Regions from separate parts of the Homo sapiens genome. Here region 2 is linked to region 1. A link is an interaction called in ENCODE POLR2A ChIA-PET data of the cell type or tissue named here. Cell type or tissue: Panc1. All regions are shown on one strand.

Region 1 (5,000 bases):
AAACTACCAATGTCATTTTTCACTACATTAGAAAAAACTATTGTAAAATTCATATGGAACCAAAAAAGAGCCCAAATAGCCAAAGCCATCCTAAGCAAAAACAACAAAGCTGGAGGCATATTACATTATCCAACTTCAAACTATACTATAAGGCTACAGTAACCAAAACAACATTGTACTGGTACAAAAACAGACACATAGATCAATGGAACAGAATAGAGAACCCAGAAATAAAGCCCCATACCCACAATCATCTAATTGTGGACAAAGTCAACAAAAACAAGCAATGAGGAAAGGACTCTCTGTCCAATAAATGATGCTGGGACAGCTGGCTGGCCATATGCAGAAGAATGAAATTGCATCCCTACCTTTCACCATATACAAAAATTAACTCGAGATGGATTAAAGATTTAAATGTAAGACCTCAAACTATACAAATCCTAGAAGAAAACCTAGGAAATACCATTCTGTTTCTTTTTTTGTTTTTATTTATGTATTAGAGACAGAGTTTTTGCTCTGTTGCCCAGGTTGGAGGGCAGTGGCACGATCTCACCTCACTGCAACCTCTGCCTCCTGAGTTCAAGCCATTCTCCTGCCTCAGCCTTGCTAACAGATGTTAGCAAGGCTGCAGAGAAAAGGAATGCTTATACGCTGTTAATGAGAATGTAAATTAGCTCAGCCACTGTGGAAAGTAGTTTGAAGATTTCTTGTTTTTATGGTGGTGGTGGTGTTTTGTTTTTGTTTTTTGTTTTGTTTTGTTTTTTAGACGAAGTTTTGCTCTTGTTGCCCACCCCTGGCTAATTTTTGTATTTTTAGTAAAGACAGAATTTCATCATATTGGTCAGGCTGGTCTCGAACTCCTGACTTCAGGTGATCTACCCGCCTTCGCCTCACACAGTGCTGGGATTACAGGCGTGAGCCACCGCGCTCGGCCTTGTTTTGTTTTTTGACATGGTCTCACTCTCTTGTCCAGGGCAATGATGGCTCACTGCAGTTTAGATCTCCTGGGCTCATGCAATTTTCCCATATCAGCCTCCGAGTAGCTGGGACTACAGGCCTATGCCATCATGCCTGGCTAATTTTTTAATTTTTTATTTTTTGTAGGGATAGGGTCTTACTATGTTTCCCAGGCTAGTCTTGAACTCCTGGGCTCAAGTTATCCTCCTGCCCCAGCCTCCCAAAATGTTGGGATTACAGGCCTGAGACAACATGCCCAGCTGAGATTTCTCGAAGAACTTAAAATAGATCTACCACTTGACCCAGCAATCCCATTACTGGGTATATATTCAAAGGAAAATAAATTATTATACCAAAAAGACACATGCACTTGTCTGCTCATTGCAGCATTATTCACAAAGACATGGAATCAACCTAGGTACACATCAGTGGTGGACTGGATAAAGAAAATGTGGTATATATACAACATATGGAATACTATGCTGCCATAAACAAGAACAAAATCATGTCCTTTGCAGCAAATGGATGCAGTTGGAGGCCATTATCCTAAACAAATTAACAGAAGAACAGAAAACCAAATACCGACATTCTTGCTTATAAATGGAGCTAAATGTTGGGTACACAGGGACATAAAGATGGGAACAACAGACACTGGGGACCACTAGTAGGGGAGAGAGGAAGTGGGACAAGGTTTGAAAAACTACCTATTGGGTACTATGGTCATAACCTGCGTGATGGGATCATTTGTACCCCAAATCTCAGCATCATGCAATATAACCATGTAACAAACCTGCATATGTACCCTCTGAATCTAAAGTAAAAGTTGAACTTACTAAAATAAAAAAGAAAAGTTGAATTAAACCAAATTCAATTTGAAAAAAAAAAAAAAATAGACTGGCTGGGTGTGGTGGCTTATCCTGTAATCCTAGTACTTTGGGAGGCCAAGGTGGTGAATCACTTGAATCCAGGAGTTCGAGACCAGCCTGGCCAACATGGTGAAACCCCATCTCTACAAAAAAAAAAAAAAAGGCTGGGTGTGGTGGCTCACACCTATAATCCCAGCACTTTGGGAGGCCAAGGCAGGCAGATCACGAGGTCAGGAGAATGAGGACTATCCTGGCTAACACAGTGAAACCCCGTCTCTACTAAAAATACAAAAAATTAGCTGGGCATGGTGGCGGGCGCCTGTAGTCCCAGCTACTCTGGAGGCTGAGGCAGGAGAATGGCTTGAACCCGGGAGGTGGAGGTTGCAGTGAGCCGAGATTGCACCACTGCACTCCAGCCTGGGTGACGGAGCGAGACTCCGTCTCAAAGAAAAAAAAGAAAAAAGAGAGAGAAAACAAAAACCCATGGATTAGCTGGGTTCGCTGTAGTCCCAGCTACTCAGGAAGCTGAGGCATGAGAATTGCTTGAGCCCGGGAGACGGAGGTTGCAATGAGCCAAGATCGCACCACTGCACCACTGCACTCCAGCCTGGGCAACAGAGCAAGACTCTGTCTCAGAAAACAGCAACAACAGCAACAACAATAAAAAAACCCTGAATGTTCAATTTTGTTAAATAATGTGATTTGAGCACTTTATTTTCACATGTATTAAAGAAAATGTGGGCTGGGAAGGTGGCTTATGCTTGTAATCACAGCACCTTGGGAAGCTAAGGCGGGAGGATTGCTTGAGGCCAGGAGTTTTGAGACCAGCCTGAACAACACATGGGGCCCCGTCTTTCTTTTTTCCTGAGATAGGGTCTCGCTATGTTGCCTGTGCTGGAGTGCAGTGGCGTGATCACTGTACACTGCAGTCTCAACTTCCCGGGTTTAAAATATCCTCCCACTTCAGCCTCCCCAGTAGCTAATTTTTAAACTTTTTGTAAAGATAGGGTCTCCTGTTGCCCAGGCTGGTCTTGAATTCCTAGGCTCAAATGATCCTACCACCTCGGCATCCCAAAGTGCTGGGATTACAGTTGTCAGCCACTGCACCCAGCCTGACTCCATCTTTAAAAAAAAAAAAAAAATTATCTAGTCTTGGTGGTGTGCACCTGTAGTCCCAGCTATTTGGAAAACTGAGACAGGAGGACTGCTTGAGCCCAGGAGTTCAAGGATGTGATGAGTTATGATCGTGTTGTGCCACTGCACTCCACCCTGGGTGACAGAGCGAGACATTGTCTCAAAAAAAAAAAAGGTCGGGAGCGGTGGCTCACGCCTGTAATCCCAGCACTTTGGGAGGCTGAGGCGGGTGGATCACGAGATCAGATCGAGACCATCCTGGCTAACATGGTGAAACCCTGTCTCTACTAAAAATACAAACAAAACTAGACAGATGTGGTAGCATGTAGCTGTAGTCCCAGCTACTCGGGAGGCTGAGGCCGGAAAATCACTTGAACCCAGGAGGCAGAGGTTGCAGTGAGCCGAGATCATGCCACTGCACTCCAGCCTGGGCAACAGAGCGAGACTCTCTCTCTAAAAAAAAATTTTAAAAAATAAAATAAAATAAAAAATAAAAAATAAAAAAGGAGATTTTTCCCCCTTAGTTCTATTAATATAATTATATTAAACCATCATTGCATTCCTGTCATAAATCCTATTTGTTCTACATGTAACATTCTTTGTTTTTTTGTTTTGTTTTGTTTTTGTTTTTGTTTTTTTTAAGACAAGAGTCTCACTTGGTTGCCCAGGCTGGAGTGCAGTGGCATGATCTCAGCTCACTGCAACCTCTGCCTCCCAGGTTCAAGCAATTCTCTTGCATCAGCCTGTTTCAGCCTCCAGAGTAGCTGGGATTACAGGCACGCCGCCGCCATGCCTGGCTATTTTTTTTTTCCTTCCTTGACTATATTGTAGAATCACTATATTTTATTAAGGATTTTTCTCATTCATATTCATAAGTTAAGTTTGGCAGGCAGTTTACTTCTTATGGTATTATCTTTGTGAAGTTTTGGTATAATCTTAAGCTTGCATCATTAAAAAATGTGGAAGTTTATCTTTTGTGCTCTGAAACAATTTAATAGTAAAATTAGCTGTTCTTTTAAGGTTTGGCAGATTTCCCCTATGATATTACACTGGCTTAGTACTTTTTGAAGGGAGTTCTTTGACAGCTTTCTCTCAATTTTATCTTTTTTTTTGAGACGAAGTCTTGCTCTGTTGCCCAAGCTGGAGTGCAGGGGCACGATCTCAGCTCATTGCAACCTCCGCCTCCTGGGTTCAGGGAATTCTCCTGCATCAGCCTCCTGAGTAGCTGGGATTACAGATGCACATCACTACGCCCAGCTAATTTTTGTATTTTTAGTAGAGACAGGGTTTCACCATGTTGGCCAGGTTGGTCTCGAACTCCTGACCTCGTGATCTGCCCACCTTGGCCTCCCAAAGTGCTGGGATTACAGGTATGAGCCACTGTGTCAGGTCGCTTTCTCAATTTTTAGGATTCATTTAGATTTATTGAAGACTTTGAGAACCTAAGTAGCATAATCTGACCTGTCTCAGTAAAATCATTTAAAAATATGACTTTATACAATCATAACCTTAATCCCATCGAGGATCAATTCATTCTTTCAGAAAGCTCTTCTCTAATATTTAATGTTATAATAACAAAATCACAGACAGATGCAACAACAAATAAAATACTGAAAGATTAAAAATTTTATGACAAGGATGGCTAGGTCAAGAAGATTCTAATATTATATGTAAGAGAAAAATACTACAGTAATATAAACTGTTTTTGAATAAAGATTTCTGTAGAGCCTCTGTAAGTGAAGAATTCTACATTTAAGTGCTAAAATATAGTTTTAGAATTGTATTCCCTCATGATCGGTGAAATATATCTGAGAAGAGATGACAGGGAAGATGTAAAATTAGAAAAGATGAGCTGGGCGCGGTGGCTCATGCCTGTAATCCCAGCACTTTGGGAGGCCAAGGCAGGCAGATCACCTGAGGTCAGGAGTTTGAGAACAGCCTGGCCAACAAGGCAAAACCCCATCTCTACCAAAAATACAAAAATTAGCTGGGCATGATGGCGTGCACCTGTAATGCTGGCTACTTGGGAGGCTGAGGCAGGAT
Region 2 (5,000 bases), 140 kb after region 1:
AGATCTCTGAAAACAGCTATTCTCTAGATGACCTGGAAATAGGCCCAGGTAAGCAGAGAGTTCCATGTGTATGAGGTCCTTTAGGAAGTACTCACTAGTAGTAACATCTTTTGGACTCGAAGCCAATGCTTTTAAAGGAAGAGTGGCACAAATTAAAAGGAAGTCTGCCTATTAGATGCAAGCCATTCTCAAATCTCATTGCTCTCGATAAATAGCTTTTTTTTTTTTTTTTTTTTTGAGACGGAAGTTGACGTGCTCCCAAAGTGCTGGGATTACAGGCATGAGCCGTCATGCCCGGCTGCTTTTTTCATATTTTTAATCCACCCTTGTTAGTGGTAACCTATGGTAAGCAAAGGGTACTTTGAGGAGCTATAAGTAAAGTGCTACGATCAGTTTTGCCTCCAGTCATCTGGGGTTTGAGGGCTTCAGTAGATGGGCTGTGTCCCCTATCAGGTTTGGTTACCCTGTATTACCAGTGATAACATAACACTTTGAGAGTGGAATTATGTTTTAAAGGGGACATATACAGGCACTTCACAAAAGAAAAAATTAGTAAAAACAGGAAAACATCAGCTACCTAGTCATCAAAGAAATGTAAATTAAAAAGCATTGAGATCTCTTCTTTTTCATGTTAAATTAGCCAGAATTTTAAAATACGAGCCCAGGCATGGTGGCTCAGACCTATAATCTCAGCACTTAGGGAGGCTGAGACAGGAGGACCACTTAAATCCAGGAGTTTGAGACCAGCCTGGGCAACATAGACCTATCTCTACAGAAAAAAAAAAAAAAAGCCCAGCGTGGTGGTGCATCCTTGAAGTCACTGCTACTTGGGAAACTGAGGTGGTTGGATCATTTGAGCCCAAGACTTCAAAGCTGCAGTGAGCTATGATTGTACCACTGCCCCATACTCTAGCCTGGGTGACAGAGTGAGACCCTGTCTCAAAAAATAAAATATGCAATCCTCAATTATGGTAAGGTTCTTTTAATGCTAAGAAAGTGAGTGAATATTACTTTATAAATGACAATTATATTCCTGATTTTCTTCTTCGTGCTTTTAACAGAAGATATTGGCCATTAGATAAAAATAACCCAAAATTTAGAATTTTGAAATTATTTGAATCACTTTTATCTTCTAATAAAACATGTTGGCCAGTCACGGTGGTTTACACCTATAATTCCAGCGCTTTGGGAGGCTGAGGCGGGAGGATATCTTGAGCTCAGGAGTTCGAGGCTGTAGTGAGCTATGATCGTGCCACTGCACTTCAGCCTGGGTGATAGAGTGAGACCCCATCTCAGAAATAAAATAAAACATGTTATTTGGATGCTTCCAGGTCAGTTGTCATCTTCTACATTTGACTCGGAGAAAAATGAGAGTAGACGAAATCTGGAACTTCCACGCCTCTCAGAAACCTCTATAAAGGATCGAATGGCCAAGTACCAGGCAGCTGTGTCCAAACAAAGCAGCTCAACCAACTATACAGTATGTGTTCTGCATCATTCATTCATTCATTCATTCCATCATCCAGCAGATGGTCACTGAGTACTGGAATTAGGAAATGTCACCAGACCCTTGTATCTGAGCCCTGGTCCCCTAGCTGTTCTCTTTTCACATGAACCCTACCCTCGCTGGATTTGCAGTTCTTACCATGGTCTAATCCTGACTTTGCTTTCTTAGTCCTGGTTCCCACCCCACTCACTTTTTTTGTGATGTTACCAGTGAGTATCATTGAGAGTTTCCCTGGCTCTTCTACTTAATCTTTGTGTTGTTAAAGAAGTAGTATTTTATTAGTTTTAATATAACTCTTATTTTATCTTGGTTGTTGAGGGAAGAAGGAAGAAGACTGAAGAGCTTATTTTGGCTTTTGAGGGAAGAAAGAAGAAGACTGGAGAGAAATATCAGCTGTGTTCATTAACGAGGGTTTTTTTTGTGATTTTTTACTGAGATATAACTCACATAATATAAAATCACCATTTTAAAGTATACAATCTTGTGATACTTAGCATATTCACAAGGTTGTACAACCATTACCACTGTTTAATTCCAGAACCTTTCCATCACCCTGAAAAGAAACTTCATACCTGTGTAGTCACTCCCAACTTCCCCTGCTCTCATCCCCTGGCAACCACTTAGCTACTTCCTGTCTTTATGTATCTGCCTATTTTGGAAATTTCATATGAAGGAGTCATACAGTAGATCTTCTACTTAATCTTTAATCCTTACGATGTACTGTTTTCCTAAAGAAGTAGAATAGTAGATAAGGAAAAGGGAGAGATCACAAGAAGGTGACGTGCTCAGTAAGCATGAAAATTTTGATATTCAGCTGGGTGTGATGGCTCACACCTGTAATCCCAGCACTTTGGGAGGCCGAGGTGGGCAGATTGCCTGAGGTCAGGAGTTCAAGACCAGCTTGGCTAACGTGGTGAAACCCCATCTCTACTAAAAATACAAAAATTAGCCAGCATGGTGGCAGGCACCTGTAATCCCAGCTACTTGGGAGGCTGAGGCAGGAGAATCGCTGGAACCCAGGAGGCAGAGGTTGCAGTGAGGCAAGATTGCGCCACTACACTCCAGCCTGGGCGACACAGCAAGACTCCGTCTCCAGGAAAAAAAAAAAAGATTGGTATTCAAAATACAATGGAGGGTCCTTCCCCTTTACGTTGTCCTGTGCTTAACGGGTAAGCTGATGCTACAGAACTGCTAAATTGAAGTTACCTTATAGCCAGGCGCAGGAGCTCACACCGTAATCCCAACACTTTGGGAGCCTGAGGTGGGTGGGTCATTTGAAGTCAGGAGTTCAGAACCAGCCTGGCCAACATGGTGAAATCCCGTCTCTACTAAAAATACAAAAAAAAAATTAGCCAGGTGTAGTGGCACACACCTGTAATCCCAGCTACTAGGGAGGCTGAGGCAGGAGAATCACTTGAACCTAGGAGATGGAGGTTACAGTGAGCTGAGATCACACCACTGTACTCCAGCCTGGGTGACAGGGTGAGACTCCATCTCAAAAAAAAAAAAAAAAAAAGGAAGTTACCTTTCAAATGCCATTTATTCACATATATATGTATACACACACATAGATACAAATGTACACACACATATTTTTGTATCCTTCAAGCATTTGTTCTAAGATTTCAAATTACAAACCATTAATCTCTTGATGTCCTAATTGTCTAACAAAATCAAAAAGAACAATATTGAATTTTATTTGTTCTTAGGCAGATCGAAATTGGTGCATATTGGAAACCATAATGAGTATTCTGGGAGTTAAGCCTTCTCTTCCCCACATTATTAAGTATACATTCTCTAATAATATTTGGTGGACTAATTCTCTGGGCAATGAATAATTTCATCTTGGTTTTTTAACTGTAATTTTAACAACTTTATGTTTTAAGAAGAGATGATGTGTGTAAATCAATTAGCAAAGTGGAGTATCACAGGCTGATTATGCACCGTGAATGTGAAAAGCGAGCAAATTTAGACTTCCCTTAGAAGGCAGGTCAGGAGATACAGCAAATTGGGATCTGCGAAGCTGAACTTCCTCTTGTTACCAGATTTTACTGCTTCTCAGTGCCCTCCTGCTGTAAACATTCCCACCAGGTGACTCCCTATGTGGGGAAACCTGTTGAGTAACTTTTTTTTTTTAACTCCTAACCATTTCTGCATTACAGTTCTCCTGCTCTGGAGATTTTAAGAGTTGAAAACTCTTTGGGAATTCTTGTAAAAAGTACATTTTGTCTCATCCCCAAAGAATTTCCCAGGCCCCTTACAGAATATGGTTGTAACAAGGCACATACATACTCTCTGGCAGCAGTTCTGGAGGTGGGGCTTTGAGATGGGGTCAGGAATGAGTTGTTGGGCTATATAATGTTCTGCAGTGCTAGCTGCCAGCTCCTCCTCACAGATGCACCTCCGGTGCTGTGGGTCGTAATCTAGAATACCATCACTAGGTGACTAAGTCATACTCACATTCCTTTCATTGACCTGGTGGCCATAAATTGTTTCCTCCCATGCCTAAAGATTCACAGAGAACAGAAAAGTACTAGATTACTACATTATTAGCAGACTAATGGTGGGAAATGTCTATAGTCATCGACCTCTATGTTTATTTTATTTTATTTTATTTTTTTATTTTGAGATGGAGTTTCACTCTTGTTCCCCAGGCTGGAGTGCAGTGGCGTGATCTCGGCTCACTGCAACCTCTGCCTCCCTGATTCAAGCGATTCTCCTGCCTCAGCCTCCCAAGTAACTGGGATTACAAGTGTGCACCACCACACGTGGCTAATTTTTTGTATTTTTAGTAGAGACAGGATTTCACCATGTTCGCCAGGCTGGTCTTGAACTCCTGACCTCAGGCGATCCACCCGCCTCAGCTTCCCAAAGTGCTGGGATTACAGGCGTGAGCCACTGCACCCAGGTTCTATGTTGATTTTAGATGTAATAGATGAGTTAATTGTAATATTCACCCCAGTGTCCTTTGCAAGGAAAAAAATGCAATTATCCTTATTCCTTATGACAATAAAATGCATGTTCTTTTATGTTGAGGCTCTGTTTTGAGAAGTAAAATAAATTATGTCTTTAGTACAATATATGAATTGTATATGGAAAAACATGCTTTTTGAAAGTCCCACCAAAAAGGTTTCTTTATGGTATCATTAAATATAATTTCAGTTTTTATATGTATACATCATCCCTGTCTCTCTTTCCAGGCCGGGCATTTATATATGTATGGTCAGTATATTTTCTATTATTGGCACTTGGCATCTCCTTTCCCCTGCTCCAGAATGGTCTTTTCTGATAAAACTCACAAGCTTTGCATTACCACAAGCTCTGCTGCTAGAAGAGTGAATCACAAGAATGTTGTATGCTTGGGGTGTTCTGTGTGCCTGTGTTGATGTGTCTGTATTCTAATGAGCAATCCAGTTTTACACTAGCATACAGATATTTAACTCTGAGGTATGTGTCCACAAAGCTGCTTTTGTCATTTCACTAGTCAGTGGGT

What was found. ChIA-PET counts read pairs that join two places held together with the same protein. Peaks named below come from ENCODE experiments on the same cell type or tissue, not always from the same donor. Only the 100,000 strongest peaks of a DNase experiment are listed, where the experiment ranks them.
Region 2: POLR2A ChIA-PET joins it to region 1 with 7 read pairs; 5 of 35 experiments call an interaction of 5 or more read pairs at or near these places.

The regions. Positions count from the first base shown.
Region 1 is chr12:50,340,904-50,345,903 of GRCh38, reverse strand. The region is part of intron 4 of FAM186A (family with sequence similarity 186 member A); the gene reads left to right. Among named protein-coding and RNA genes, the nearest start is that of FAM186A, 53 kb to the left of the region's middle. In Panc1, no CTCF peak of the experiment used is centred here; no DNase peak of the experiment used is centred here.
Region 2 is chr12:50,201,032-50,206,031 of GRCh38, reverse strand. It overlaps LIMA1 (LIM domain and actin binding 1), which reads left to right. Exons shown (of 11, transcript NM_016357.5): 5 at 1-48; 6 at 1,332-1,480. Among named protein-coding and RNA genes, the nearest start is that of MIR1293, 31 kb to the left of the region's middle. In Panc1, no CTCF peak of the experiment used is centred here; no DNase peak of the experiment used is centred here; H3K27ac peaks cover 3,915 bases.